2 separate regions of the Mus musculus genome follow, and region 2 is linked to region 1. Evidence: chromatin loops called from intact Hi-C (ENCODE). Cell type or tissue: heart. All regions are shown on one strand. Each heading gives the region's core, and the rest is flanking DNA. Links, peaks and the distances in the headings are about the cores only.

Region 1 (15,296 bases), core at 3,871-11,870:
AGATATTCAGAATTGAGCGTTCCTCTTGGAAGATTTTACCTTTGATGAGTATGAAGTGTCCCTCCTTGTCTTTTGTGATAACTTTGGGTTGGAAGTCAATTTTATTTGATATTAGAATGGCTACTCCAGCTTGTTTCTTCAGACTATTTGCTTGGAAAATTGTTTTCCAGCCTTTCACTCTGAGGTAGTGTCTGTCTTTTTCCCTGAGATGGGTTTCCTGTAAGCAGCAAAATGTTGGGTCCTGTTTGTGTAGCCAGTCTGTTAGTCTATGTCTTTTTATTGGGAAATTGAGTCTATTGATATTAAGAGATACTAAGGAAAAGTAATTGTTGCTTCCTATTATTTTTGTTGTTAGAGTTGGCATTCTGTTCTTGTGGCTGTCTTCTTTTAGGTTTGTTGAAGGATTACTTTCTTGCTTTTTCTAGGATGTGGTTTTCATCCTTGTATTGGTTTTTTTTTCCTGTTATTATCCTTTGAAGGGCTGGATTTGTGGAAAGTTAATGTGGTAATTTGGTTTTGTCGTGGAATACTTTGGTTTCTCCATCAATGGTAATTGAAAGTTTGGCTGGGTATAGTAGCCTGGGCTGACATTTGTGTTCTCTTAGTATCTGTTAATCTGTCCAGGATCTTCTGGCTTTCATAGTCTCTGGTGAAAAGTCTGGTGTAATTCTGATAGGCCTGCCTTTATATGTTACTTGACCTTTTTCCCTTACTGCTTTTAATATTCTATCTTTATTTGGTGCATTTGTTGTTCTGATTATTATGTGTCAGGAGGAATTTATTTTCTGGTCAGGTGTATTTGGAGTTCTGAAGGCTTTTTGTACGTTCATGGTCATCTCTTTCTTTAGGTTTGGGAAGTTTTCTTCTATAATTTTGTTGAAGATATTTGCTGGCCCTTTAAGTTGAAAATCTTCATTCTCATCTACTCCTATTATCTGTAGGTTTGATCTTCTCATTGTGTCCTGGATTTCCTGGATGTTTTGAGTTAGGATCTTTTTGCATTTTGCATTTTCTTTGATTGTTGTACCGATGTTCTCTATGGAATCTTCTGCACCTGAGATTCTTTCTTCCATCTCTTGTATTCTGTTGCTGATGCTCGCATCTATGGTTCCAGATTTCTTTCCTAGGGTTTCTATCTCCAGTGTTGCCTCACTTTGGGTTTTCTTTATTGTGTCTACTTCCCTTTTTAGGTCTAGTATGGTTTTTTTCATTTCCATCACCTGTTTGGATGTGTTTTCCTGTTTTTCTTTAAGGACTTGTAACTCTTTAGCAGTGTTCTCCTATATTTCTTTAAGTGAGTTATTAAAGTCCTTCTTGATGTCTTCTACCATCATGAGATATGCTTTTAAATCCAGGTCTAGCTTTTCGGGTGTGTTGGGGTATCCAGGTCTGGCTGAGGTGGGAGTGCTGGGTTCTGATGATGGTGAGTGGTCTTGGTTTCTGTTAGTAAGACTCTTACGTTTGCCTTTCGCCATCTGGTAATCTCTGGATTTAGTTGTTATAGTTGTCTCTGGTTAGCACTTGTTCCTCTCGAGATTCTTTTAGCCTCTATCAGCAGACCTGGAAGACTAGCTCTCTCCTGAGTTTCAGTGGTTAGAGCACTCTTTAGACAAGCTCTCCTCTTGCAGGGAAGGTGGACAGATATCTGGTGTTCGGACCTGCCTCTTGGCAGAGGATGAAGGCCCGAAACAGGGTTTGTCCCAGAATCTGTGTAGCTTCTGCAGTCCACACTCTCCCCTGTGCAGAGTAGTCTAGGCAGAATCCCAGAACCAAGATGGCTCCCCGAGATGCTGTGGCAAATCCCTCCTGAGTGGGGCGGACACCTCTCCTCTGGCAGGGAAGGTACCCTGGTGTCTGGAGCCCAAAACACGGTCTGCCCCAGAAGCTCTGTGGCTTCCACCTGTCCCAGAAGCTGTTAGCCTCTGCAGTCCACACTCTCCCCTGCGCAGAGTAGTCTAGGCAGAATCCCAGAACCAAGATGGCTCCCCGAGATGCTGTGGCAAATCCCTCCTGAGTGGGGCGGACACCTCTCCTCTGGCAGGGAAGGTACCCTGGTGTCTGGAGCCCAAAACACGGTCTGCCCCAGAAGCTCTGTGGCTTCCACCTGTCCCAGAAGCTGTTAGCCTCTGCAGTCCACACTCTCACCTGCGTAGACCAGACTATGTGGAATCCGGGAACCCCCATCTTTTCCATTTTTAATGTGGAAAAAATCCGTTTTAACTTACAACTGGCGTGGTAAATAGTTAATCTCAATTGGAGATTTCTACCTGATTTTTTGATCATTGAGTTTCCAAGTAAAAGATAAAAAGTTTTAAAGCTCTAGAGCTGGACAGATATCTCCCCTCATGCTATTATGTCTACTTCCCTGTCAATAGCCCTGAGATATGACTTGCCCTGTTCTGCCAGGGCTGCCCTAAATCTGACTGGCCAGCTCTTATAGCCATTCCTCAAGATCCCTTTCTCCATGGTGTCTTCTCTCACCACTTCCTCTCTCCTCTCATGGTCTCTGCCTCAGACTCCAAGCCTGTGAACTGAAACTCTACCTACCTCTCTTGTACCCAGCTATAGGCCATAGGCATCTTTATTCAACCAATAGTTTTAAACATCACTTGGTGTATGTGAGGATATCCTTGTCCCTAGGGGCAACCAGACCTTGGAGAGCTAGTATTTAGTGTTACAATACATAGTGATCAACCAAACCTTAACAAATAACTCTCTCCTTCCTTTGGAAACTTTACCTTTTCATTTTTTTAAAAGTAAATATTTCTTCCTATTAAATTTTATACACAGTTTAGAAGTTTGGGGTTTTCAGTCCCTTTGTAGCTTTGGGGGAAGGTTCCTTTTACCCTTCAGTGCAGCTGTAGGCTCCTCAGATCAACAAATATCTATGGCAGTTAACTCCACACCTTTGGCTCAGCCCAGCCCTCAGCCTGACTGTGGTTTGTGGCCTTAGAACCGGCATGTGTTTCTGCGGTCATCTGGGGTCCATGTGCCAACTGGGTTGGGCTGCTGTTTGCCAACCTATGCCAAAACTTTCCTCTCACGAGGCCCCTGCACAGCTGCAGGCTTTTCATGAAGGCATATTTTGTTTTCCCACTGGCTGCATCAATGAAGACTGCAGGACCTAGCAGGTAATATTCAGTCCCTCCACGTACTAGGAAGTGCACTCAGACTCCAATCTGAGTGCAGCCTCTGCTCGATACAACCTACCAGCTATGCTGCAAGGCAGCAGCTTCTCTTAATGGAGCCATGCCTCTGAAATGCTTTGGTTCTCCACTCTTGGCTAGAAAACCATCTTTCACCCAGGACTCTGTCTAAGAACTGAATATGAAATTAAAAGGGTTGGGTTGCATGGCACCATATATGAATGAATTATTTATTCTAGCTAGCCCATATAAAAGAAACAGAAACCTGGTATTTTATTTACAAGCTGTAAGCCTGGACTGGGTAAAATCTATGCTATTCTCACCTATATCCAAGCCCATATGCCCCTTATCACTTGAGTCTCTCCCCGGCTGCTTCTCTCAGCCTGTCTTCAAGGTGCACTTCTCCTGGCACATGCTCATGCTCCATCTGGACTCATGGAGGCCTCCTTCTCCCTCTGTCCTATTCTCCTTGTTCTTCCCCCGGTCTCTCCTGAGACCTCTCACTCAATCCTCAAGTCCTGCATTTTTCTCTCTCTACTGCCCAATCACAGGCTCTAGCTTTTTATCAGCTTTAAATTGGGGAGAAAGGTTTGTCTCACATCCACAACAAAGGCTGGTGTATGTGAGAATGCACTTGTCTGGACAGCAACCAGATCTTGTGTTCAGACTCCATCTTAGACAATCTGACTTAAAGTTGAACTCTCTAGCACCAGTTTCCAGGTCACTCCCCAACAAGCCTGGACCTCCAGGTTACAAGCTGCCCCTGTCACTTCACTTCCTAAGAACCCCCAATCAGGAGGAAAGCAGAAATTAAGTTTATAGTTTGACTCCCAGCACCAGCCAATTATTTTAAAGGGCAACAAAATTCCATAATAGCCCCCAGTCAGCTGTGTGAGTAGTAGAAACTTTAAGGGTTCTTTGGCAAGTCAGTTGTGTTGGATGGTGTTTTGCTGGGGCAAACAAGTGATGGAGTGTTTTCCTGAAGTGAACACAGGTGAAAGACTGAGGCACACTCACGACGGAACATTTCACTGAAGCTGACCCAGGAGAAAGGGTATTCTGCTAAAGCAAGAACATGAAAGAGCACATGATAAAAGATTCTTTGCTAACAACACATATGTATTAGTTTGCCTTACATTGCATAGTTGAGCTGCATTTGTCAAGACTCCACAAACTCATGCTGATTAGATACACGTGCTGAGGTAAGACCTGCAGAGGGCACATGATGCCTGGAGGGTATAAATAGGACTCGATGGACAGTGAAGAAGACAGAGCTTGGTTTGCTTATAGAGCTCGCTGTTCAATGCTTGTGGGTCTTGTATCTTTGCTGATCTTAACTTCCCCAAGAAAGGCACAGCAGAGAACTTCTGGTGTCCCTCATGGTCCCTCCTGCTGACTTGAGCTGAGGCTGAGGCCTGGCTGTCTCTGCTAAGTAGTACCACTGTTGCTGATTCATGTTTGCTATCACGACTCAAATGAAACTGTGCTGCTGGCATATCTGTGAAATGTTTTCGAGTGGATCGAGCTGCCGTTGCTAACCTGGAAGCTGCTGATAGGAGTTGCCCTAAGGAACCTTTCTAAACAGGTCCATACTCCCAACCCCCATCCTTTCTTTCCCACTACCTCTGGTGGGTGGTGGGCTAAAGGGGATGTTAAAGTGTTTAAGAACCATTATTAAAAATAAGGTTTGAAAAACTTAAAGTTACATGTGTGCCAGGCTAGAAACCCCCTCAATTGCTTGCCATTTCCTATAAAACCTTGTCCTGGTGAGAGCTTGAGGCTTCACCCTCCATTTCTGCTGTGTCAGAGACAGCTGTGTGGCTCAAGCTTGAGACCCTACTGGGATTGCATCAGAATTGACTCCTTGGTGGCCTTTTAGGATTCACAAGTCAGGCACAACACTGAAATAGGTATCTAGTCTTCCATTTGTGACTCCCTTTCATTGAGTATTTGGTTTGTTTCCAGGAGAGTTCCCAGTGCTATTGGCAGTCCTGTTAGAACCATAAACACTGACCAGATAACAAGGGCAACAATCCAAGGGAGAGCAAAGCTAAAGTTCCCACAGAAAATAAAGTCAGGATGCTGATTGATTCATATTAAATTCTAGCTTAATTGCTTAAAAATGGTTTTATATGGCTGGAGAGAGCACTTAGTAGTTAACTGTGTATTCTGCTCTTGCAGAAGACTGGGTGGAGTTCAGTTCCCAGCATTCAGGTTGGGAGCTTACTGTCACCTGTCATTCTGGATCCAGGGGAGCCCAATAATGAGCCTCCTTGGGCATATGCGTATACCCCACACAGATATACGTATATGCATAAGTAAAAATAAAATAAGCCTTTAAAAATACCCTTTACAAAAGCACTTTTTATGGATACTAATGAGAGATGGCCCAGTGGTTAAGATGCTATTATGTCATGAGGACCAGAATTTAGATTCCAGCACCCACATCTGGCAGCTCACAAATGCCTATACCTCTAGCTCCAAGGGATTTGATGCTCCAAAGGTATCTGAACATACAAGTATACATATACTCCCCCATATACGTAAATAACAACAACAACAAAATAATGTACTACACACAGAGAACGGAGAAACCACCATCGCAAACAGCTCTAAGTCTCCATTGAATTTTATCATATTTTAACATCTTTGTTTCAGACACAGGAATTTTTTTCTATTGCCTTTTATCTCCCTCCCTGACCCCTTTCTCTTTCCTTTGGTTTCTCAGTGTAGCCTTGGCTTTCCTAGGACTCACTCTGCAGACCAGGCTGGACTTGAACTCACAGAGATCTGCCTCTGCCTCCTGAGTGCTGGGATTAAAGGCATGCACCACCATGGCCCAGCTCTAATGCTTTTTCTAAAGAGTTTGCAGATACAGTGTGGACTTCATATATTTTTCAGTCTGGAAAGGTTGTTGCAATCTTATCAATTACTTTACATTGTGATATCCCTTTGATTTTCTATATAAATAATCATATTTATGCAAATCAGACAGTATTTTCTCTCTTACAGCTGTCTGACAATAATGCTTATTTGCAGTTTTAGGAATTGAGACTATGACCTTGCTCTTGATAAACAAGTTCTCTGCCACTAAGGTGCAACCCCTGTCCTGGTGTACACTCTATGCTGGGAGCTCTTCAGCACTTCTGACTTCTTTACCCAATCTCATTCAGGTGCCATCTGATGGTGCATCTGTGCCCTGAGGATTGGCTCAGCAACATCACACAAACAACACAAAAGGAGGAGAGGTTAACACTCCATGAACATTGACAGATGGGAACTCAGGAAGTGGAAAAAGGCTTCACCCTTCCTTTTCTCGCAAATGGTTCTGGCAGGCAGGTTCAAGGCTTCTGAGAGAAGACATTTTCTCTCCCCCTTTGGGGCCCCACTGTTGATTGCTGGCATGCTTGCCTTGTTTCTGACGTGTTTCAGTAGGAACACGTCTACTCTTGGATGGAGAACAGTATTAGGAAACTCACAGCCAGTGTGTATCTGGATTCTAAGTAATTCATCTTTGTTGTCAGCTTGACTGACCTTAGAATACCCTGGGAGACTTACTTCTGGGAACATTTGTGAGAGCTTGTCCAAAGATTACAGAGACAAGAAGACCCGCCCTGCATGTGAATGACTCCACCCCATGAGCTAAAATTGAAGAGGAGGAAGGAAACTAAGCAGAAGTCCACCCAACTCTCTGCTTCCTGATCTGCCCAGATGTGGGCACACAGTTGTATCAAGCTCTACATGGCACCCTCACCAAAGACAATTCTGCCATTTTGCCTTTCCTGCTACTATAAACCTCAAACCTGGAACCAAAATAAACCCTTGTGCTGTTGAGTTGTTAATCACAGAGGCGAAAAAATAACTAATACACTTCCCAAAAGACAGCCACTGCTGATGAACAAGGGGCCATTCTCTACATCAGCCTTTCCCCCTTAAATACAAAGGGGTACTAGTGGCTGAGGTGGCTAGCGTGACTCCCCTCTTTAAAGAATGATCAGATGACCCATATGTCAAGAACAGAGGTCAGCTGAGTCCTTAGTACAGAACCATTGCCACCTAGTGGCAGCCCAGATTATAATGGGACTCTTGTACCACAGAAAGGGGAGTGTTTCTTCCTCATCAAAATTAATTCTAGTCCAAATTTGGATCTGCTCTCAGAGTTGGGACGTATCACACAACACCACTATCCTGTGTTGCTTCCTCACCATTGTCAACTCAATGGATCTACAGTCATCTAGGAAACAAACTGAGGTGTGTGTGTGTGTGTGTGTGTGTGTGTGTGTAAGCATTCTCAGAGAGGTTTAACTGCAAGGAAAGATTTACGTTGAACTTGGGTTGTACTCTCATGGGCTGAGATTCTGGAGAGAGTAAAAGTGATTTGAGTACCACCATCCCCCTCCCCCCACTCTTTTTCTCTCTTGCTACCATGCCTTCACCATCATGATGGACTATACCCTCAAAGGATGAACGAACCCCAATAAGCCCTTCCTTAAGTTTCCTCTGTCAGATATTTTGTCACGGTGACACCATGGTAATACAATCTTCGTGGTAGTCCATGGATTTTTGCTTCACAGCACATCCTTGTGGAGTGCACTGGTTTTTATCAGCACTGTTTTGAGGCAGGGTTCACTTTGATGCAGGGCTCACATAGTTTAGGTTGGCCTCCAACTTGCTATGTAGCCAAGAATCACTTTGAACTCTCAATTCTCCTTCTTCTCCCAACTGCTAGGACCACAGGTGTGTGCCACGACAGCTTCTCCCAACTGCTAGGACTGCAGGTGTGTGCCACGACAGCTTCTCCCAACTGCTAGGACCACAGGTGTGTGCCACGACAGCTTCTCCCAACTACTAGGACTACAGGTGTGTGCCAAGACAGCTTCTCCCAACTGCTAGGACCACAGGTGTGTGCCACGACACCTGCTCAATCTCACTGGATTGACCCATGTCCTAGAAAACAAGGGGATCCCAGGTAACAGGCTAGGAATGGGCTAACCAAAACTCAAGTTTTAAATGTACCAGTTAGGGTATAATAGTCTAGAAGAATATGCTCTCACAGACAGCCACTAGTAAACGTATATGACAGGCAATGTATGATGTCATTCCTCCTGCCAGTCTGGCTTTCTAGAGGAGGATAATTCTGCTCATTCTCTTATCTAACAGTTGCAGGATTCTTCATCTCCTTCCATGATGCTGAGTTCTGCTGGTTGGAGGCCAGGAGTGCCAACAACAACTATTGGGTTTCCTCCTACTACTGAAGTGAAGGGCACAGAAAGACAATGACAAGTCGCCGGGATGACAGATTCAGATTACTAAAGGGAAATCAGGTTGCTAGTACATAGTAGTGCTTAGAAAGTCTATGCTGAAACTCAAAGACAACTTGTGCTATTAAAGAATTCATGTGTTCACCTATAAAGAAGTCCAGAAATACACAATGGAGACAAAATAAACAGCATCTTCAACAAATGGTGCTAGTTAACCTGGGCAGCCGCATCTAGAAGATCCAAATAGATCCATACCTGTCACCTCACACAAAACTCAACTCCAAATGGATCAAAGGCTTCAACATAAAATCAAATACACTGAACCTGATAGAAGAGAAAGTGGGAAATAGCCCTGAACTCTTTGGCACAGAAAAAGACTTTCTGAACAGAACACTATTAACATGGTCACTAAGATCCACAATTAATTAATTGGACCTTGTGAAACTGAAAAGATTCTGCATGTCAAAGGACAGCATTATTCAGACAAAGTGGCAGCCTACAAAATGGAAAATGTTTTACCAACTACACATTTAATAGAGGGCTACTATTCAAAATATAGGGAAAAAAATCTAAAAAAAAAAATCCTAGGTATCAAGGAAACAAATACCTCAGTTAAAAAGTGGTACACAGAAGTGGGAGAGAGGACAGCATAGATCATATAATGAATTCCTTATATGTGAAGTTTTCCACAAAACAAAAAAGAGACAGTCAAACAACCTTGCCTATCAATGCAGCATTACATTACATTTTGTTTAAATTTAAAAAGTTTATGTATGTTTATGATACAGACGAGAAAACCCTGAGAATATGTCTTCTCACTTCTAATTGATTAGAATCTCTGAAAATGTAACCAGCATAATGTTCAATTGTAGACACTAAAAGACAAGTAAAATGTGAGAAATGCAATATTGATTAATAAAGAAAAAGAAAGAAAAAAGTGGTATACAGATCTAAACAATAACAACAACAAAAAAATCTCGAAAGAGGAAACTCAAATGATTGAGAAACATTTAAATGTTTAACATCCTTCACCATCAGGGAAATGTAAACCAAAAGTCCTTTAAGCTTTCATTTTACCTCTGTCTGACTGGCTAAGACAAGTGATAGCTCATGCTGGCAAGGATGTAGAACAAGGGTAACTCTCTTCTATTGCTGATGAGAGTGCAGACATGTATAGCCACCATGAAAATCAGTGTGGCAGTTCCTCGGGAAGGTGGGATTGATCTACCTCAAGATACAGCTATACCATTCTTTGACATATACCCAAAGGATGCTTCATCCATTCACAAAGGCACTTGCTCAACTATATTCGTGTCTGCTTTATTTATTCATAATAGCCAAAAATTGAAAACAACCTAAATATCCTCCCTTGACAGTAGTGGATAAAAAAAAGTTATACATTTATATAATTGAATATTAATCAACCATTAAATAAAATAAAATCATGAAATTGCAGATAAATGGATAGAATTAGAAAAAATAATTTTAAGTGAGGTATCCCATATCCAGAACAACAAATATGGTATGTATGTGGATATTAGTTGCTAAGTCAATAGTAACCAAGCTACAATCTGTAGAACCACAGAGGTTAAGTATGAGATAAGGGACTGAGGGGAGAGAGTAGATCCCCCTAAAAAAGTGAATTAGAATATTTAGTTATGGATAGATGGGGGGGCTGAAATAGGAGGGTCAAATGGAGAGGAGGAAGGAACAGGGGGACAAAGAGGGAATATAGAAAGAGACAGCTAAAATTAAGGACATTTTAGGGGTAATATGGGAACCTAATACAGTAGAAGTTTCCTAAAACATACACATGTATGAAGATAATCTAAAAGATATTACCAAATTATGAGGTAAGGTAGCCCCAATTGGACAGCTATTGTCTCCAAATGAACCTTCTGGTACTAGGATTGGGTTACATCGAATTGATTTGTTGGCAATGGGGTTCCATGGGCATCCCTAAACAATTCAATCTGTTGCCAAGACTATAGGTGGCTCTCCACAATCTGATGACAAGGTCCCATTGCTGAAAACATCTACACAACTCATTGAACACAGAGACGTTGAACTGGTGCCTATGTAGAGTCTTCACCTTGATGTGTTAGTGTCTTTGATACAGAGAAGTACCCTGCATATTGTCAAAAAAGAAACATAAACATCAACCCAGTCACAAACTCTTTTATCAACAATGGTGTCGCCGACAAGATATGCTAGTGTGTTAGAAGCACAGAGTATATGGGAATGAACAACCAGTATCTGATTAGACTGAAAGCCCACTGCAAAAGGTGGAATCCACAACTTGAGTGACCAAGAACTTGAAACCAAATAGCCCAGAGAGTCAGAGTATTTGGGTAAGATCAAATACTACTGTTCTTACAAAAAAATAAAAAAAAATAAAAAAAATTTAAAAAAAATGTAGCAGTGAAATGACTCCTAATGACATTATGCTAAACTCAGAGATCAGTGCCTTGTTCAGCCATTATCAGAGAAGCTTCCTCCTGCAGCAGAGGGAAACAAATACAGAGGCCCACAGACAAATACTACGCAGAGAGTTAGAGACCTTGGAACACTAAGCCTTTCATGCGATGTCTCCATCCAATCTCTTCCCATGGGGCTCATGGAATCCTGCTGAGGAGACAGCAGAAAGAGTATAAGAACTACAGTGATAAAAGATAGCAAGGAAGGAAGACCCTCTAAGTCAACATGATGAAAGCATATATGAACTCACAGTCGGAGGCAGCATGGGTCTGCAGGTCTGCCCTAACAAGGCATCCTAGAGCTTGAAGGGAGAAGTGGACAGAAGCCCCTGTCCATAACCCAGGAGCTATGTCCAACTGATAACCACTTGCACATGAAAACTTAGTTTCCTCCAAGGGAGTCTCACTGGGGGAACAAAATTTCTCTTAAGGGTAGGCTGCATATCCAGCAGTGAATGGCCAACAGAAAATGAAATCAACAGCATCTTTGGAGGTTCCTTGTCTCATAATATCACATCAGGGCTCCTCACCCACTTTAATTTTATCTTATTTTTTTAAAGTTTTGTCTTATTTTATTCTTTTCTCCCTTTTTACTCTACAGGTCCTTTGTGTACATACAATTGCTTCCAGGTTAGTGTTTTTCTGGGATTCCTGAGTGTGTAAATAAGAAGCTCTCTGATTCTTGTGCCTTTTCTTGGTCTCTTTTCATTCTGTTTGTGCTATCCAATTCCAATGTGTTAGTTTTGGTTTTATCTTACTATATTTTATTATTGCCCATAGAAGTTTATTTGTTTTCTAAAGAGAGGCAGACAGATGGTGAGGAGCTGGGAGGAGTATAGGAGGGAGAACCGTAAAAAGGATATATTGCGTGAGGGAAAAAAAAAATCTATTTTCAAGGAAAGGTAAAAGGAAAAACTGGACATGGGCTGGGGAGCAGTCTCAACTGGTAAAACCCCCAAGTCACGCACATAGAAATCTGAGATTGCTTCACCAGAATCCAGGTAAGAAGCCTGAGCAGTGGCCCATGCTTGTAATCCCCGTGATGGGGGAATGGGAGCTGAGACAGGAAGACCCCTAGAAGCACACTGACCAGCTAGTTTATCCTTCTCTGCAAAGCCCCAGGCTGTCTCGGACAAGAAGATGAAAGGCACCTGGAGAAATTGTCCTCTGCACCCCCCCCACACACACACTCAAGCACACTTGCATATGCAGATATGTGTGCACACACAGAAAAAATTAAGCTGAGTCTATATACAGCCTATATCCTTTGCCTCAGATAACAGAGGAAATATTGTTTTCAATATTGCCTCAGAATTTTCTCCAACTAGCCCAAATGGAATTCACCACAGCCATAAGCAAAACATGCAGAAGACCAGGACGGGAAAGTTCCATTTCAGACTTGGAACTGACATGGGGTTCTCACTCTATTCCAGGCCAGCCTGTGTTAGAAATGTGTTTAATATTGTAAAAAAGAGGACTACCTCATCAGTTACAGTGTCTTGGTAATGCCTTATTAACTTCTGGATGGAAGGTTGCATGGTCCAAACCCCAGAGGGGTAAGCACACATGGTCAGCATGGCCTCTATCCTTTATCCCTATTGAGAGCTGTTCCTCGTTGTCTGAGGTCCCACCCCACAGTCCACCCCTGATGGGGCTGTCTTGGAAAGCCGCTGGGAGAGAACAGAAGGGAAGTATAAAGGTGACAGTGTTTAAACACTGAAACATTCCAAAATTTATGAGTGTACACGGTCTCCAATTCAGCAGTGAGTCACCATTGCAGGAAAGCTGATTACATGTTTAAAAAAAAAAAAACTAAGCTAATCTAACCAACAGGAATAAATGGCAAGGGGCAGGGTTTATGAGCAGAAGCAGGGGCAATTACTAAACCAGCTTAAGACAAATTTCTCACACCTGAAATTCACTATGAAACCCAGGCTAGCCTCAAACTAACAGCCACTCTCAAACCTCAGCCTCTTGAGTGCTGGGATTACAGATGTGAGCCAGCACGTCCTATTGGCTACAGCTTTTATACCTCTATGGAGTGAGCTTCCCTGGGATTTCTGCCTGCCGTGTTCTACATCAGAAGGCATGCTACTAGAACAGAGTAGAGCTTCATCAGCCTCAGTGGCATCAACTCAGGTGTGTCAAATCCATCAAGCCATTTGCATTAGGTCTCCAGCAAGAACTTGCTGAAGCCACACCTCCACAAACCAGCAGCCTACTATGGCATGCATCAGCAGCTTCTAGAAGCTCTGCTTACAGAGGTCAGGTCCACTGTATGACAGATTCTGCTGGGTTCATCCCATTTCTCTCCCGTAAATAGCATATAAGATGCTGTGCTTCTTAAGCTTGCTTGGCATACGTCACAGCATATGTAAGACCTCCTGAGTCCATCTCTTCTATCTTCTTTATCTTTCATCCCCTGGCACCTCCCACACAGGACTCTGTCACTGAAGAAAATCTGCTGATCCAGGTTACAGGTCATAGAGATGGCTCAGTGGCTAAAAGAACTTGCTGTCAGGCCCAATTGGTGACCTGAATTCAATTCCCAGGACCCGTAAGGTGAAAGAAGAGAACTGATTGCCAAAAGTTGTCCTGTGCTCTCCACACGTGTGCTGTGACATATGCAGCCCCCTTAACACAAAGTAAACTTTTAAAATATAAATGAAAACATTTTGAGGAGCTCAAGGTCATTCTCAACTACACAGTCAGTTGAAGCTCAGTCTAGGCTACAAGGAATCATTGCAAGAAACCCAAAACCCAGCAGACACGGACGAAGGGCTCCCTCTCAGAAAACCAGCCTGGGACTACAACACGGGAGAAGGTAGGGATTGTCTCTGAGTTTATCGGCAGTCTCTGATGGCGGGTCTCAGGGCCACTGCTAAGCTACCCACCAATTTGGCTGAGGTTTATGATGTCAGGCAGAGAGATAATGAGAACCCTGCAGAGTTTCCTGAGAGGATTATGGATGCTTTCCGCTGTTACACACACTTAGATCCTGAAGATTTGGCAAACACAAATACAGTGGTGCTACATTCATAAACCAATCGTCACCGGACATAAGAAGGAAGTTACAGAAACTACAGAGATTATGAGAAAAGTCATTGAGAGATTTAGTGGGAGTGGCAGAGGAAGTGTACCATAACAGGAAAACTAAAGATGAGGAAAAGGCCAACCCAGGGAAGATGTTAAGCAGAGATATAGCAAAAATCCTGCTAGCCCTTGGTAATTCAGACCAGAAATAGACGAGGCGCCAGCTCCAGAACATTGCAGAAGGGAGGGAGCCAAAAGAAAGCTGCCAGCCAGAACCCAGAGAGAGCCTTGGGTAAGGATCAGTGTGCTTACTGTAAAGAGGAAGGACACTGGGCCAGAGAGTGCCCAAAGAAAAAGCTTAAAAACAAGATCATGGTCACTGAAGAAGACTTGAGGGGGATCAGGCTCAGACCCCCTCCCCAAGCCCATGGTAACCCTCAGAGTTGGGGTAGAGCCTCTGAGCTTCCTGGTGGATACTGGAGCCCAACATTCGGTGCTCATAAAGGCTGAAGGGCCTTTGTCTAGTAAAAAATCCTGGGCCCAGGGAGCCACAGGCGCCAAGCAAATTCATGGACTACTCAAAGGACTTGGGAACTGGACAAGTGTCCCACTCCTTTTAGTGATCCCTGAATGCCCATAACCCTTGTTGAGGAGAAATTTACTAACAAAAATGAGAGCTCAGATTCATTTTGACCCTGGGAAAGTCTGGCTAACAGACTGGAAAGGAAATCCAATACAGGTGCTGACACTTAACCTGGTCTCTGAGGCTGAATATAGACTGTATGAATCACCAGCCAGCCCCAAACAAGACCTAGATGTCTGGCTGGAAACATTTCCCCGGGCATGGGCAGAGACCAGAGGAATGGGACTTGCAAAACATCGACCTCCTGTATTTGTAGAGCTCAATCCAGGAGCAGATCCAGAGAGAGTCTGCCAATATTCCATGTCCCAAGAGGCACTGAAGGGGATCAATCCCCATATCTGGAAACTGCTGGCTGTGAGAGTCCTGAGGCCATGAGAGTTGACCGGGAACACTCCATTATTGCCTGTGAAAAAGGCAAAGTCCAATGACTACTGCCCTGTCCAAGATCTGTGAAAAGTTAACTGCAGAGTAATGGACATACATCCCACAGTGCCTTACCCCTTATACCCTGTTGAGCTCTCTACCTCCAGATCAGAAATGGCATTCTGTCCTGAACTTAAAGGACGTTTTCTTCAGCATACCCTTGGCCCCCAAGAGCCAGGAGTATTTTGCCTTTGAGTGGCATGATCCTGAGAAGAGCATTAATGGACAACTTACCTGGACTCGCCTGCCTCAAGGTTATGAGAACTCCCCCACTATGTTTGATGAAGCTCTGCATGAGGACCTGAGTGAGCAC
Region 2 (15,296 bases), core at 3,397-11,396, 140 kb before region 1:
TGGTCTGACCTTGGCCATACAAGATGTCCAGATCCCTGACAGTCCATTTCCTTGATGCTGAAATAGGATTGCGAACACATTTGGATTTTGACAGAATCAATGCGTGTTGTATTGTGTGGCCGAATATATAGTACATGATATGGCTATGTATGTCTTAGGTGTTATTACTAATAAGAGCTCCTAGAAAGCATGGGTGGATCAGGCAGTGTGACCACAGGCTACAACAAGCTGTCCCTGATCTCCAGAGCCAACAGTCAAGAGCAATTCACATTCTCTGCCTGGCTACGGAATAGATGCTCAGGTGCCCGGTGCTCTGAGGTTCAGAAGAGGAGAGATGGATGCAGAAGATACAGGAAGGAGAGGCCAGGGATCCTTGGCTGCAAAGGAAGAAAGGAGCGCTGGGAACTAGATGGGGCCGGGGCAGGAGTGTTTGGGAAGCAGGCACACAGCAATGCAGAGGGAAAGTTTACCTTCCTTTGATCTGCCCCTAAAAAGTCAGCCATGCCTCTGGTAAGGCAGGTCCGAGGAGCTATGAAAACCAGTACAGAAAATTGAATCCAAATCTGGAATGAGACTTAGCATCAGGTCCCTCCCAGTTACCTTCATGTATCTTCACTTATTATGGGCTACAATGCAATGAACGTGGAAATATATTTATAAAGACATTAAAAAACAAAACAAGACAAAAACAAAAAAAAAAACAAAAAACCAAAGCCAAGTGCAGTGTGGCTGTTGGCTGTTGGCTGTTAGCTCAGTACTCAGGCAATGAATCAAGAGGATTGATCACTGCAAGTTCAAGGCCAGCCTAGGCTGTATGATGATATGCAGGCCAATCAGGGGTACAAACAAAATAAACTTAACAAGTGGAATGTCCCAGCCTGGTCTAGTTTCCCTAATGGTTACGTTAGCCTGGAATTGAGTGAACTGCTAATACAAAGCCAAGCTTCAAAGTGTCCATATCGAAAAGTATTATGAAAGGGGAAGATAGAATGAGTACACTTATGCACCATTGTGAAGTTTAAAAATTGCAAGTCAAACCCTTTAAAGTTGGAATCCATCGTCTATGCACTACAAGCTCCAGAAGCCATGAGTGCCCGGTGGGAACTGCCCAGCGATTACAGCATAAGTCAGTGAGACCCCCGCCACCCCGCCCCCCAAGCTGATTGTGCCAATGAGCGTGGGCTCCTGTGAACAGATTAGGGATTGTGCTTTTTTCTGGAGACCCAGTTCCTTTCTCCTTTCGATCCACAATTCTTCCTCTCCTGAAGTTGGGGTTTGCATTTTTATTTCTATGCAGTTTTTGCTTTGTCTAACAAGCTCTGTGAAGTTTACAGCCCCGGCTGAATTCCCTGGGAGGGACCCCCTCCTTTTATTGTTATTATTTTTTTTTTCAGTTTCCCAGTGCAGCCTTTTCTTCTTACTCGGGACACTCAACTATCTCCCAACTGTCTCTTTCCTGTCCCAAGTCACTCTTGAGAGACATGACTGAAGTTTGAAGCCTTGTCCTTTTGATGGGAAAAGGAAATTCTAAGCTCAGAATAGGTCTCTTCTGGGACAGGCACACAGATGCCACACTTGCTGGGTAATGGTGCCGGAGCCAGTCTGTCTTCATGAGTACTCTGTGTGCTGTATCCAAGGCTAAAGTAGTGACAATGATTCCTAACAGACATGTCATATCCACCATAAGTGCCATGGAGATGCACCAGGGTTTGCAGGACTTGAACTGGTAGGGGGAGGACAATGGAGACTCACTGATGTAATGGTCCCAGAGTCCTGGTCACTGTGACTCCAAAGTCTAATTGAACCTAATACTTATAGCATCTTCCTACCCAGAGGGCCATACGATGCTTGTTCTTGGCTTGTGAAGCCGCTGATATTTTAATTAATTTTTCCAGGAAAGCATTGGCCTGCAGTTCTTAGAAACATCATTTTGCTGCCTGGCCTTGCAAGAATCTGACCTATTTTAGGAAGGCAGCTCACTGTGGCCTTAGGGTTCTTTTATGCAGGAGAGAGAAATGAAGCTCTTCTCTTGCTGGCTGGGGCCTGGATACACAAGTCAATTACAGCTACTGAACGAAGACTCCATAAATGTGCCAATGAACCAAAGGTCTTCACAGATTTGTACTGAGAGGACCATCCCCAAATAACCAAATACACTGTGGTAGACGATTAGGCAGGGCCCATCCTTTGGAATACCAGAGGATCACTAACACACAAGGCCTCTCAGGGCTGTGCCCTTTGGCAGTGTGATATCTGTGGCCACACCACCTAGCTTGGTTTATGAGCAAAAACTCCACTTCCTGAACATCCATGGGCTGGGGCTGGGAACACACTAAGAATCCACTGTCCTCTTTTCTAAAGAAAAGAGAAGAAAGAAAAAAGAGAAGAGAAGAGAAGAGAAGAGAAGAAAAGAGAAGAGAAGAGAAGAGAAGAGAAGAGAAGAGAAGAGAAGAGAAGAGAAGAGAAAAGAGGAAGATAAAAAGAAAAAAAAAAACCAAAAGAGTTTTCAGCATTAGAGGAGTGTCTTGGTTTCCTCTATTTCATCTTTTTTAAAAAAAATCTTATTTACTTTATTTTATGTGTGTTGGTGTTTTGCCTGAGTGTATGTCTATGTAGGAATGTCAGATCTTGGAGTTACAGACGCTGTGAGCTGCCATGTGGATGTTGGGATTTGAACCCAAGTCCCCTGGAAGGATAGTCAGTTCCCCTAACCACTGAGCCATCTCTGGAACCCCGTGTCTTAGGGTCTCTAGTCCTATTATAAGACACCATGAAGAGCAACTAGAGAAGGAACGGAAATAAATGGAAATCAGTACAGGATCTGAAGGCAGGGACCTGGAAGCAGGAACTGAAGCAGAGGCCATGGAGGAACAGTGCTCATTGGCTTGCCCACCATGGCTTGCTCAGCCTGCTTTCTTACACACCCAGACGCCCCCCCCCCACTAGGCTGCATCCTCTCAAACCAATATTTAATGGAGAAAATGTTCTTAGAGTTTCCTCTAGGCAATCTGATGGAGGCATTTTCTCATTTGAGGTTCATCTTCTCAGATAATGTCTAGGTTTGTGTCAAGTTGACAAAACCGGACTAAGCCAGGGACTCTAGTGTTTTTGTATTCACTGGACAGCACATCCATAAATAAAGGCCTTAGTCAGGCTTGTTTTGATGCCTAGTCTCCCAAAGATGTACAATTAGAAAAGGAGCAGGCAGGAGAAGGCAATGACCCAGAAGACAAGAAGAAACGTGGCTTTGTCTAATGAAGCAAAACTCAAACTGTTCTCTATGGCATTATGAAAACACTTCTTTCTTTGGATACAGCTATACAAAGTTTCTCAGAGTTTGCAGGGAAAATAGACACTTGCCAATCAGAGGTAAGTCTGTAATTCTTATAAGCTCAGAACTGTGGAATGGAGGGAGGAAGAGAGCTGAGAGTCTGAGAGCATCCCGGGTTACACACCAACATCTTGTTTTAGAAAAGAAATATACGATCTGATTATCCTCAATCTGAAAGGCAGAAGGAATGAAGATGTCGTATGCCCTCACAAGAGCTCTTCTTTTACAAGATGTAACCTGAATGCCTTAGGTGGTTCCCCATAAAAACGGGTGATTCCTGGAACGGAATGTGCTGGAAGGAAGCCTTCCTCCCCTTAGGTGCTCCTGAAGAGAATAGCTTCTCTGTAAGTCTCTCAACCAAATAGCTCAATAACCTCAAACAGCTCAACAGCCTCAAAGAGCTCAATTGGTGCTGTGCAGTGCTCTTCTGTCACCTACTGACAACTTTGGCTCATTGCAGTTTCCCAGGCCTTGGTGTGTTGTCCAGCTCAAATTAGAGTAGTTCAGCGTGTCCAAAGGAAAAAGTAAATATCTTTACATTCTGGACAGCTATCCTATTTTCTCAATTGTCTTCGGTCTTCTACTGCTAAAATAATAATACATGTTGCTGGAGAGATGGCTGAGTAGAGATGTGCCTGCCACAGAGCTTACCCTGCAGGGTATGTGTGGCCCCTCCTCCCAGTAAATAAATCCGGCTTGAGAGATGGTTCAGTGGTTAAGAGTCTCGTTGCTCTTGCAGTCACCCCAGGTTTGATACCCAGCGCCCATATCCAGTTGCTCACAACTGCCCGTAACTCTAGCTTTGTAGAATCTGCTGCCATTTTCTGGCCTCGGCAGGCACATGCGTGTGGTACACATACAAACAACCACACAAACACATAAACAAACAAACAAACAAACAAATAAATATACTATCTAAAAAGAAACACATTTATTAATTAAAAACAAAATAACATGTCAAACAGAGTCTTATATTTTTTGTAATTTAATGTCTTGTGATTGGTATAAGTACTGTATATTTTAAAGTATTTGTTAGGTTTTTTTTTTTCATAAAATATGATTACCCTTAAGGCATTTAGGAAATCATGGGTACATTCGTGTGTGCATGTGTGCACGTGTGTACGTGTGTGTGCACTCGAGAGAGTGTATTCACAGTGGTGGTGTTTTTGGGGGATGGCCTGGGGCTTATATAGACTGATGTAGTACTGTTGAACTATATCCCAACCTCTGAAGGTATTTTAAGAGAGAAATAGTCTGTGATGGTCAGGTCTGCTTGTCAACTTGGCACATCCTAGATCTACCTGGAAACAGAGTCTCAGAGAGGGACTGTGCAGAAGAGTGAGGTTGGCCTGTGGGCATATCTGTGGGGCAATCATTCTGATCCCATTAATTGAGGTGGGGAGATCTGCCTATTGTGGGTGTCACTGTTCCCAGGGTTTGGGGCGGGGAGCAGATAAATGTCAAGAGGGTGCTGAGCAAAAGCAGGCATCCATTTGTTCCCGCTCTACTCTCACTGTGGACGTGACAGGCTGCTGCCAGTTCCTGGCTTCACTGTTCCAACACGGAGAACTGTAGCTTGTGACTGTAGACAAACAAGCCTCCTGCTCTGAAGTCGCCTTTGTCAGGATATTTTATCGTAGCAAGAATGTGATCAGAACTTAGTCTATATTGCAAATAGCAGAGGGAGGAGTCTTTGCAGAATCAGTGTTGTGGAACTCCATGGAAAATCAGCAAAGGCATAGGAGCATATGCAAATTATGTAAATACAGACTCCAGGGCGGTCATACGCACAGGCCTGTCCATGCCTTGGAAGACTGAGCCGATGTCAGCAAAAGCCACAGTTCAGTTACCCAGCCTCAGGAATTCTAGCCAATGGAAAGAATCTAAATGTATCACATGCGCGCACACAGACACACACACACAGAAAAAGCATGCTCACATAAACTTGCATATACACACAAAACCACGTGTACACACTATTAGGTATTCTCTTATTTTAATATAAAAATTAGATCGTTCTTGGAACTCACAGAGACTTGCCTCCTTCTGCCCACAGAGTGCTGGGAGAAAAGGCATGTACCAGCCTAAAAGTTATATTTCTTATAACATAATTTTCTAAAAATAAACTTTATACCTTTTTGGATCAGTAAACAACAAAAAACCCTACATTGTTTTCATGGGTGGCGACATTTGTTATTTTACTTTTGTATACTTATTATTTACATGGTGTTTATTTGTACAAGAGGAATACATTTTAATGGAGATAATTACCAGTTGAAATCATGTCAGTTTTTAAAGTATAATACTTCAAAAATGATGACTACTAGCCTACTAATTTGTCTGCAAGAGAAACCAAAAGATTGGCTTGATTTCTCTAATGTGCCAGGAATGCAGTTAGAAGAAAGAAGGGGGGGAAGGAAGAAGGAGGAGGAGGAAGAGGAGGAGGAGGAGGAAGAGGAGGAGGAGGAGGAGGAGGAGGAGGGGGAGGAGGAGGAGGAGGATGTGGGGGAGAGAAGAAGAAATCCCTGTATTTTTCCCTACAGCAGTGGTTCTCAACTTCCCTCATGTTGGGACCCTTTAATACAGTTCCTCATGTTGTGGTGACTCCTCCCCCTACCATGAAATTATTTTCATTGCTACTTCATCTTTGTAGTTTTGCTGCTGTTATGAATCATAATGTAAATATTTGTGTTTTCTGATGGACATAAGTGACCCCTGCAAAACAGTCATTCAACCTCCAAAGGGGTCATGGCCCACAGGTTGAGAACCACTGCCCTAGACAGCGATGGCTGTGACCCCACTGGTAGAAGCAGAGCTCATGGAAGGCGTGAGTCCTGGGAAAGCCAGGGCATCAGTGTAAATGCTTTCAGTTACAGGTTTTCCTTGACCTGAGTGTGTGTGTGTGTGTGTGTTGGATGTGTGACTGTGTGCTGAGAGGTCAGAGGTCAATGTCAGGTGCCTTCCTCAATTGCTCTCTACCTTATTTTGTGTGACAGGGTGTACCTCACTGAACCTGAAGCTCATCATTTCAGCTGGCTTGTCTTGACAATGAGCTCCAGGGCTCCTCCCATCTCTGCATCCCCACTCCCCTCCAGTTGGGATCATGGATACACACTATAACCGCAGGGATTTGCATGGGCGCTGGAAATCTGAACTCGGTTCTTCATGTGTGCATGGCATTCACTTTATTGGCTGAGCATATGAACTGTGGAGACTCCACAAAGTGCTTGTAGGAATGCCCTATGTTGTGGTTGGTTCTGGTATCAACTTGCCACAATTTAGGAAGGAAACTAAATAAAAGGGGCTATTTTCAGAACGAAGGTCAGGTCACCTTTTGCTCACATGACCTCCCCTCTTGCTGCAGAGTGGTATGTGCTCTGTTGCTGCCTCTGATTCCTTCTCTGACAGTAGAACCAGCTCTCCCAGTATTCCTTGTGGGCTAGGACCAGCAGCTCTCCAGATCCTTTTGGTCTTCACTGAAGCACCCTGCATGTGGACTGAACTACTGGACAGGACATTCCCCCAGTGAGAGACTTCTGTTCTGTGACTACCCAGCCTTAGGAATTGACTCCTGGGTTCTTAGTGTCTAGGGTTGTTTGTTTTGCTCATTTATATGTGTCCCTGTGCGTGTGGTTCTGTTTCTCTAAACTGACTAAAACTCCCCACACCATGTCTGTGGGTGTCCTCCTCAGGGCCGTCTCTCTAGAAGTCCCTGCCTCCTCACTTCTGTCACCACACTCTCAGATCCTCAATCTAGGTTCATGCAAACAGGGAAACAGTTGCTAATAATAACTTTTCTGTTACAATTTTCTTTTTAAATTTTTGATATGGTGTGTGTGTGTGTGTGTGTGTGTGTGTGTGTGTGTGTGTGTGTGCACACGTACAGGAGCACATGTGTGCTTGCTCATGCCAAGATGCACATGTGGAGGTCAGACGACAATTTTCAGGAGTTGTTTCTTTCCTTCCACCATGTTGGTTCTGAGGATTAGACTTGGCTGCAAGCCTTGACTCACTGAGCCATCCCGGTAGCCCATGATATTCAAAAATAAGCCATAGTAGGACAAACTATCTTAAGTTACTATAGAGATGTGCAATAGCTTTGAAAAGGGGTGTAGTAGTCTATACACAAATCGTTATACTTGAGAGGATGGGGCAGGAGGATCTGGAGTTCAAGGCCAGCTTGCATTACATAAACAGAGGAAGGAAGGAATGGATGGGTGGATGGGTGGATGGGTGGATGGTAGATGAATGCCTGCCTTAAAGTGTGGATAAAGGAGAATAACAAGAGTAGGAACATGTCTTATTTCAGAGCCTGCTATGAATCCATGCACACAGTGTGCTTTGGGTAGAAAATGACAGTTATATCAATGAAACAGAACGAGTTTCCAGAGTCTTGGTGGGGAGTTCTACTGCTCACAGCGTCTCTTCTAGGAAGCCAGGACATACTATGGTACTGTGCTGTGCACACACAGCTGCCAGAGGTGGGCACGATCTTCTCAGGGCTCAGAGCATTTCCTTTCCACTCTGTCCCAGAAATACTGTCATTTTGTCTGCCTAGAAGTGACAGGTTCCGTTCATGTTAAAAATATATATATACTTGACTCTATCCAGGTTAGGAGTGAGTCCCAGTCCTACCCACCCTTATCATCCAAGTCACCCAGCGCTATTTATTTAAAGACTGTACGTTTTCTGTGGCTCTGTCACTCTTTGTACTAAAAAAGGCACACACGAACGGCACATGATTAGCACAGGCATGTGATCCAGCACTGGGGAAAAGGCAGGACAGGAATTTAAGGCCAGCCTAGGCCTCCCTCCCTCCCTCCCTCCCTCCCTCTTTCCCTCCCCCCTCTCTTCCCCTCCCTCCCTCCTTCCCTACTCCCCCCACCAATCCTTTCTGTATCTCATTACTAAAGGGGACATTTCCTTTAAACTTCATTAAAGGATATGAAAAATGCCTACCAAATATGATTCCACTTTTGCTTAAGCCAGAGAGAAGGAAGTCTCACACCAGAGGGCAGAGGGGACTGGTGATCTCAGGAAGAGAAATGGAAAGGTGACCAAGATGACCTTTATTTAATGCAGCGTTTCTAAGAGTTCAGGAGAAAGGTGCGACTTTTTATCCTAAGACACAGATCTTAGTCCAGTGTGGTGACTCCTGCAACCTCAGCAGTTGGACAACTGAAGCAGGAGGATTGACACTAGTTTGAGATCAGCCTGGGCTACAGAGTGAGAAAACAAACTTTTATTTTTAAAACAATCTTTTATTTGCCCATCATATATATCTGAACATATATTTGGATAAACATTATATTATTTTAGTAGTAACTGAATAATTTACTCTCTAGTATAAATTACAAAGTCTAATCTCTGACTTCCAAGTATTTAAATTTTTTCTAGTATGATATAAACAAGAATAGTCAACTATTCTTGTTGCTCATTTTAATGAGAAGGAGATAGTCTTTCATTGATTAGAGCTAGGCAGCGATTCTGAAGTCAAATTCAAGAGGTAGGTGACAGAGGCAGAGAGTGCACTTGACTGCAGGATGGAAAAACAACGTGCAAAGGAGAACCCTGGGTAACAATTACAGTTCCTTAGAAATACATCAGTACATTAGAAACAATCAAATAGACAGAAAAACAAACAAACAAGCCCTCAGCCAACTTATTTGCCTATTTTAAACATTGAAACAATGTTTTTCAAATTCTAAAAGGGGTGCTTTTTCATGGCCTTTTTGCTGTAGTTATATTTGAAGACATTTTGAGATTCTTATATTCTGTAGTCTCCCCTCCCCCAGCCTGAAACCTGCTTGCTCAGGGGTAGAGCTTCCTGCTCAATCATTCTGCCATGCCCACTGCTGGAACCTGCCGCTTTGCTGTTCAGAGCCTTGCACGTGGTCATACTGCTATTGGACCCCAAGACTAATTGGCGGGAATTGGGCCCCCTTCCCCTGCTTTATAACTGCGTGCAGAACAGTAAAATTGAGCTTTGATCAGAATAACTGTCTTAGCTGCATTTTTTTATCTTGCCACCTAGACCCTCTTCTCTTCCAGGTTTCCAAAATGCCTTTCCAGGCTAGAACCCAGGCTGTGATCTGCTGGCCAGACACAACATTTGGCGAACCAACGCGGGACTGAGAAACGGCAAAGGATTTTTGGAAGAGGCACTGCTGGTTTGGAGCTCCATGAAATAATTAAAGGATAAAGGAAATTCATACCAGAGAAGGTCAGTATGGGCTAAACTGAAACAGCGTTAAACCCGAGCACTGGTTCACTTAGGTTCAGCAGTGAAGCTTAAGAGGAGCTGGGTAACAGGCCGTGGCTCTCCGAAGCTACATTAGGCGTGAGAAAAGAAAGGGTTTATTAAAAGGAAATTAATAATCAGGCGGATTGCCGCAGTTAATAAAAACTGCATCATGAGGGAGGAAAATGTCCCAAAAAAGCAGAGAGAAATTTCTCTCTGGGCCTTATAGCAGGAGTACTCTGTCCCTTTTGTGTCTCGTGTAATGTCTGGTGCACCAATCTGTTCTCGTGTTCAATTCATGTATGTTCGTGTCCTGTCTGTATGAATGAATGTTCTATGTTTTATGTTGGATAATAAAGATGGTATAAAAAACTTTATCTGCAAAGCCGAGAGCTGCCACGTGCTTCAGCTAGGAATCAAACACATGGCAGGAGGGCCCCTGCTGGAAAAACTGTTCGTTTTAGGAGAAAAGGGCGAGTGTACAGCCTCTTAGTTTTGGAGTAAAAAAGCTGATAAATGGTTCATGATTAATGTGTTTGACAAATGGTAAAGTTCCTTTTATTCTATGATTGTAGCTACAAAAATTAATATTCTCTGATTGGTCTAAATGTAACTGCTTCATTTGGTTCCTTTTTTATTGAAAATGTGCTCTGCATATTTTCACATTCAGCTCATAAGTTGTTGGTTAAGATTAATAATTGTTACATTGCTACAGATGGTTAGTGTTAAATTTGATAACTCAAGTTTAGAGTCCTTCCGACACGTGGCATAAGGCAGGCCAAGAGGCTGGGTCTCTAAAGATATTTCTAGTTTAGATAATAATTAATGTGGTTCCTATCCTAAATAGTAAAATTTAAGATAAGATTTAAAGCAATGCCTCTTTATTAAAGCATCAAAGCTTGCTTTAATAGCTATTCATAGGTATTAATTGGCAGCCAAACTTCGTAATATGATGGTAATGCTTCTAATATTGATTTTAAAGATGATAAATTGTTTTAAACTTGGGTTTTGCTTTCCCAAGGTTGTAGGTATTATCCTAACCTTGCACAAAAAACTTAAAAATTATGGTTAAAACTGCCAGTGTTCCATTGACTGCAGCTTGCAGTTGGCAAATTTAAGATTTTCTACTCACCCATATATTGTTAATTAAGATTATTACAAGAGTAATCATCTTATGAGAGAGCTAATACAGCTCACTTCATAAAAACTGTGACAGAGTTATCTAGTTATGTTTGTCTTTGTGAATAGATTAGACAATCAGTTTGGCTATAGTCGCTGCCTGGCAGGAAACTGCAGTATGGGCAATTTTTTCACAACACTAAAGTTGTGAAGAACGTTTTAACTGTAAGTCATCTTAAGATAGAGTATCAAAAATTAGAGGCATAGACAGTTAAATTGTTCCTCTAGAATCAGTCCTTATTACAGGAGGGCCAGGATGCTCAGATTAAAAAGTATTTTACGTTTGAGTCAATACAGGGCTCTGGGCAGCCCCAGAGTGGCTTGTGGCCTTCTTGTGTTTTGCAAACAGTGCCTGAGAAAGTTTTTCCCTGTGTTCAAGAAAATTTCTTTTTAACAGTGTTACAGATCTATTCAGATGTTTAAAATAATGCTTAAATTCAAAGAGTTTTGCTTCTAGTGAACTGTAATCACTAGAAAATTCTGCCTCTAGGTATGGCTAATGTAACTTTACATTATGTAAGAAAAATTTTTATTGTTTCTGCTTCTATACAAGAAGCCAAGAGTTTTAATCTTTCAGTGTATATTTTTTCCTAAGTGGAAAGTATTTTATTAACTAATGCTTCTTAAAGAAAGTTTACCTTAAATCCTTGCTCTCACCCAAGAGATTCAGAGACAATATCCTTTTATTACTGAGGGTTTTAGTTTACTACAAAAGGTTTTACAAAAAAATAAAGCTTTTATAATTGTTATTAATTATATTCATTGGTAATTAAATATTAGTTGTGCCCAAGACAATTCTTTGGCCAGAAAAAACATTATTGTAAAGTCGTTTTTCTCATCCTCCCAGCCGATTGTTGGCCCACGTGGGCCCAACTAGCTGCTGTGGGGCAGAGTCTTAAGACACACAGTCTCCCCTGTTCCAGCACAAATAATCTAGTTGTGTGCTGTAGATGGTGTTTTAAAATGCTGAACAATCAAACCTTAATTTGTATATTAATAGTCAATGCCATATCTCTGAGCTCACAATTGCTTAAAATTGTTCATCCCTCAGATACTATTAATTCTCAAATTTGCAATTGCTTATGCATATTTCTAGTTAATAAATAAATTATGCACATGTGACTCTTAATAACTTTTCAAGCTTTCTAGTTACAACCGCTCCTTAAGAAAAATGATTGAAAGTGCAATTAGTCACTGCCCCTTTACAGCCAAGTATTTAAAATGTTTTGTCAACAAGTTATTAATTCAAAAGGTTAGGTATTGTGAAATTTTAAAACTTTAACTTCTTAAAAGACAAAAAAGAGAGAAATTGTATCCCCGTACATACTATTTAGTGCATTCCCATACACACTATTTAAATCATACCTTTATTTTCGAAATTTGAAATTTAAATGTCAAAGAATTTAATAAATGCTTTATAGTATCTTAAAGGGATCTACTTATTGGCTTATAGATTGATCCTAAAACAGCTACCTTATTAGGAAAGGAAAAAACAGGTTCTCTCCACAGAACGCTGCAGAAGCATATTAATTCGTGTGACGAGCTGGCAGGTAAGTTGACTCAGTGTTCTGATTGAAATGACTAAAAAACTAAATTAAATTCATGTTTTAGATCCATCCTTGCTTGTCATTTTTCCAGTTTAGACTAGCTTCTAGCCTTTTAACTTTATGGCAATAGTTCATCAGAGACTGTGCATACTGACTTGGTAAAATTAGTCATTTAATAGAGTCATAATGATTTTTCTCTTTTCTTCAGTGTGACCAGTCATTCTAACTCAATCTTAGACTGGTCTAATATTCAGTCCAACGTTAGAGATTCCTATATTCTAAATTACCTAGCAAAGTTAATTCAGAGCACATCCCCCAAGGTCACCAAAGGCTCATCTTGCCTTTACCTTATTTGTTCTAAATATTTTGCAACCAATATTAAAGGTCAGTCAGCAGTGGATTGCCACTGGCATCTAGTTACTTCTAATTCTTATGCATTGGTAAAATGGAAGGACCCACTGACTAGCAAATAGTAGGGTCCGGATCCGGTTCTAATCTGGGGAAGGGGCTCAGTTTGTGTTTTTTCACGAGATGAAGATAGAGCATGGTGGCTGCCAGAGAGATTAATTCGTCAGATGAACACAGATTCTGAATCTTCTTATAAGTATCACCTTGAGGACTAAAATTCCTCTTTTGCTTAAAATTCAGCTGGAAACTAAAGCTCCCAGGAAAGCTGTTTTCCTGCTACTCTCTGAGCCAGCTCCCCCACAGGAGGCCTGAGACTAGCCTTAGCCTTACAATTTGCAAATGAATAAAGTACCTGAACTTCCCCAAAAGAAGCTTTGTGATGTTACTCTTCACTCTCTAAGATTTTTGTCTTTCAAGCAGGTCAATCTACACCTTCAGCAGAACTACAGTGGGCATGCATCCCCCGCCCCCAAGAGCACACAGGTGGCAAATGCTATCTTCATTCCAAGGACATTCCAGCATGTGGCTTTCAGTCTGAGTTAAAATTTAGGTTTACCAAGAGGGCTAGGAAAGTAGATATTTCTAATATTAATAGAGATTGGTTTTTATTCTGATAGACGGGCTTAGTCCCTTAGCTAGCCTCTGGCTTTTCACCCTTGCTGTTACTGCAAGGTGTCCTTAGTTCCTCAGGCTATGGGAATAACAGGGATGAAGAGGAACGACTTCCAGCTCCTATTTTAGCCACAAATCGTGGTGTTACTAATGACATAATTCTTGCCTAGGCCTTGCTAAATCTGAGGTTGACAATTCTCCCTTAGGAGCTGCACAGTCCTCAGAACTGTGCACACTGGTTCGTGATCTTACAAATACAGTATGGGTATGGCTTGGTGCAGAGAATTACTGCAGGGGAAGGTCCAGCTTGACCATTTCTGAGTTTCCTGTGGGATAAACCCGGTTTGACGGAGGTTGGTATCTATTTACAGCTAAAAAACAAAAATATCTACGGCTCTGCCTCCCCTCCCCAAAAGATACCAAGAGCCACAGGTGTGGGTCGTAACAGCACCCACGAGAGGAATCGGGTCAATGTCCACCCAAGCCAAGGTTAAAAGCTCACTCATCTACGGATGAGAAAATCATTTGATCACCTCAGTTAAGTGTGGCCTTTTTAAACTTAATTAATAGGGGGGAGAGAGGTTGGAGACCGTACTGTTAGAAGGGCAAGCCCTTCACAGTCTCCCACCCTAAAAAAGACAATTGGCCTTGTACTACCGAGCCGGTCATACCCTTCCTCCCTGTTTCCCACCTGTCATCCAAAAATGCTGAGGAATATCAACTCAGTGTTATTCTTAATAAAGTGTATTTCAAATTTGTTCAGTCAAACTTAGCCAGGGTTCCAATGCCCTACTTAAAATTCAACTAGGAAGTTACCTATTCAGTACTAATTAGCATTATAAAGTCAGAGCCTACAGCTCAGGGCTTTTCTGTTAGTTGTTTACTAGGATAGAAAGTACAGTCTTAGCCAGATACAGTTTACCATAAGAAAAGATAGGAAATCCCACGGAGACAGGTTTTTTTTTTTTCTTTAGCCCTAAGAATTCAGGCAGGACTATTGAGCATAGATTGATTTTTTGCCTCAGGCCAGCCTTTTCTATTTTTTTTTATTTTTATTAACAACAGGGAGGAGATGTAGTCTCCCCTCCCCCAGCCTGAAACCTGCTTGCTCAGGGGTGGAGCTTCCTGCTCAATCATTCTGCCATGCCCACTGCTGGAACCTGCCACTTTGCTGTTCAGAGCCTTGCACGTGGTCACCTTGCTATTGGACCCCAAGATTAATTGGCGGGAATCGGGCCCCCTTCCCCTGCTTTATAATTGCGTGCAGAACAGTAAAATTGAGCTTTGATCAGAATGCCTGTCTTAGCTGCATTTCTTTCTCTCACCGCCTAGCCCCTCTTCTCTTCCAGGTTTCCAAAATGCCTTTCCAGGCTAGAACCCAGGTTGTGATCTGCTGGCCAGACACAACAATATTCTATAGATTTTAAAAATATTTTCTCCCTAAGATTATTAACTAGTTGTATTAGTCAGGGTTCTCTAGAGTCACAGAACTTATGGATAGTCTCTAGATAGTAAAGGAATTTATTGATGACTTACAGTCGGCAGCCCAATTCTCATGAGCCATCAATCAAAGATCTATTGAACTCTTATGTGGGGAGCCGCCCTCACATTCACCGTTACAAGATGGCGCTGACATCCTGTGTTCTAAATGGTAAACAAATAATCTGCACGTGTGCCAAGGGTAGTTCTCCACTCCATGTGCTCTGCCTTCCCCATGACGACAACTCGGCCAATGGGCTGCAGCCAATCAGGGAGCGACACGTTCTAGGCGGAGGATAATTCTCCTTAAAAGGGACGGGGTTTCACCATTCTCTCTCTTGCTCCTGAAGATGTAAGCAATAAAGCTTTTGCCGCAGAAGATTCCGGTTTGTTGCGTCTTTCCTGGCCGGTGGCGAACGCGTGTAAGACTCTTAGGACCCCCGGGCTTCATTAATTGACACATTTCACAACAGAATCAAAGTCATTTCGGTTCTAGTGA

What was found. Peaks named below come from ENCODE experiments on the same cell type or tissue, not always from the same donor. Only the 100,000 strongest peaks of a DNase experiment are listed, where the experiment ranks them.
Region 2: a loop joins it to region 1, with 2.5 times the contacts of the local background. A loop is called at or near these places in 5 of 42 quality-filtered maps.

Annotation. Positions count from the first base shown.
Region 1 is chr13:24,329,962-24,345,257 of GRCm38, reverse strand. All of the region lies in intron 1 of Cmah (cytidine monophospho-N-acetylneuraminic acid hydroxylase), which reads right to left. It overlaps Gm11342 (predicted gene 11342), which reads left to right. Exons shown (of 4, transcript NR_167750.1): 3 at 7,876-8,006; 4 at 8,307-8,559. Among named protein-coding and RNA genes, the nearest start is that of Cmah, 10 kb to the right of the region's middle. In heart, for the core only: a CTCF peak has its summit at 7,210 (motif pointing left); a DNase peak (open chromatin) is centred at 6,767.
Region 2 is chr13:24,470,541-24,485,836 of GRCm38, reverse strand. It overlaps Cmah (cytidine monophospho-N-acetylneuraminic acid hydroxylase), which reads right to left. Exons shown (of 17, transcript NM_001111110.2): 17 at 8,548-15,296. Among named protein-coding and RNA genes, the nearest start is that of Gm22013, 8.6 kb to the left of the region's middle. In heart, for the core only: a CTCF peak has its summit at 3,773; a DNase peak (open chromatin) is centred at 8,036; H3K27ac peaks cover 2,120 bases.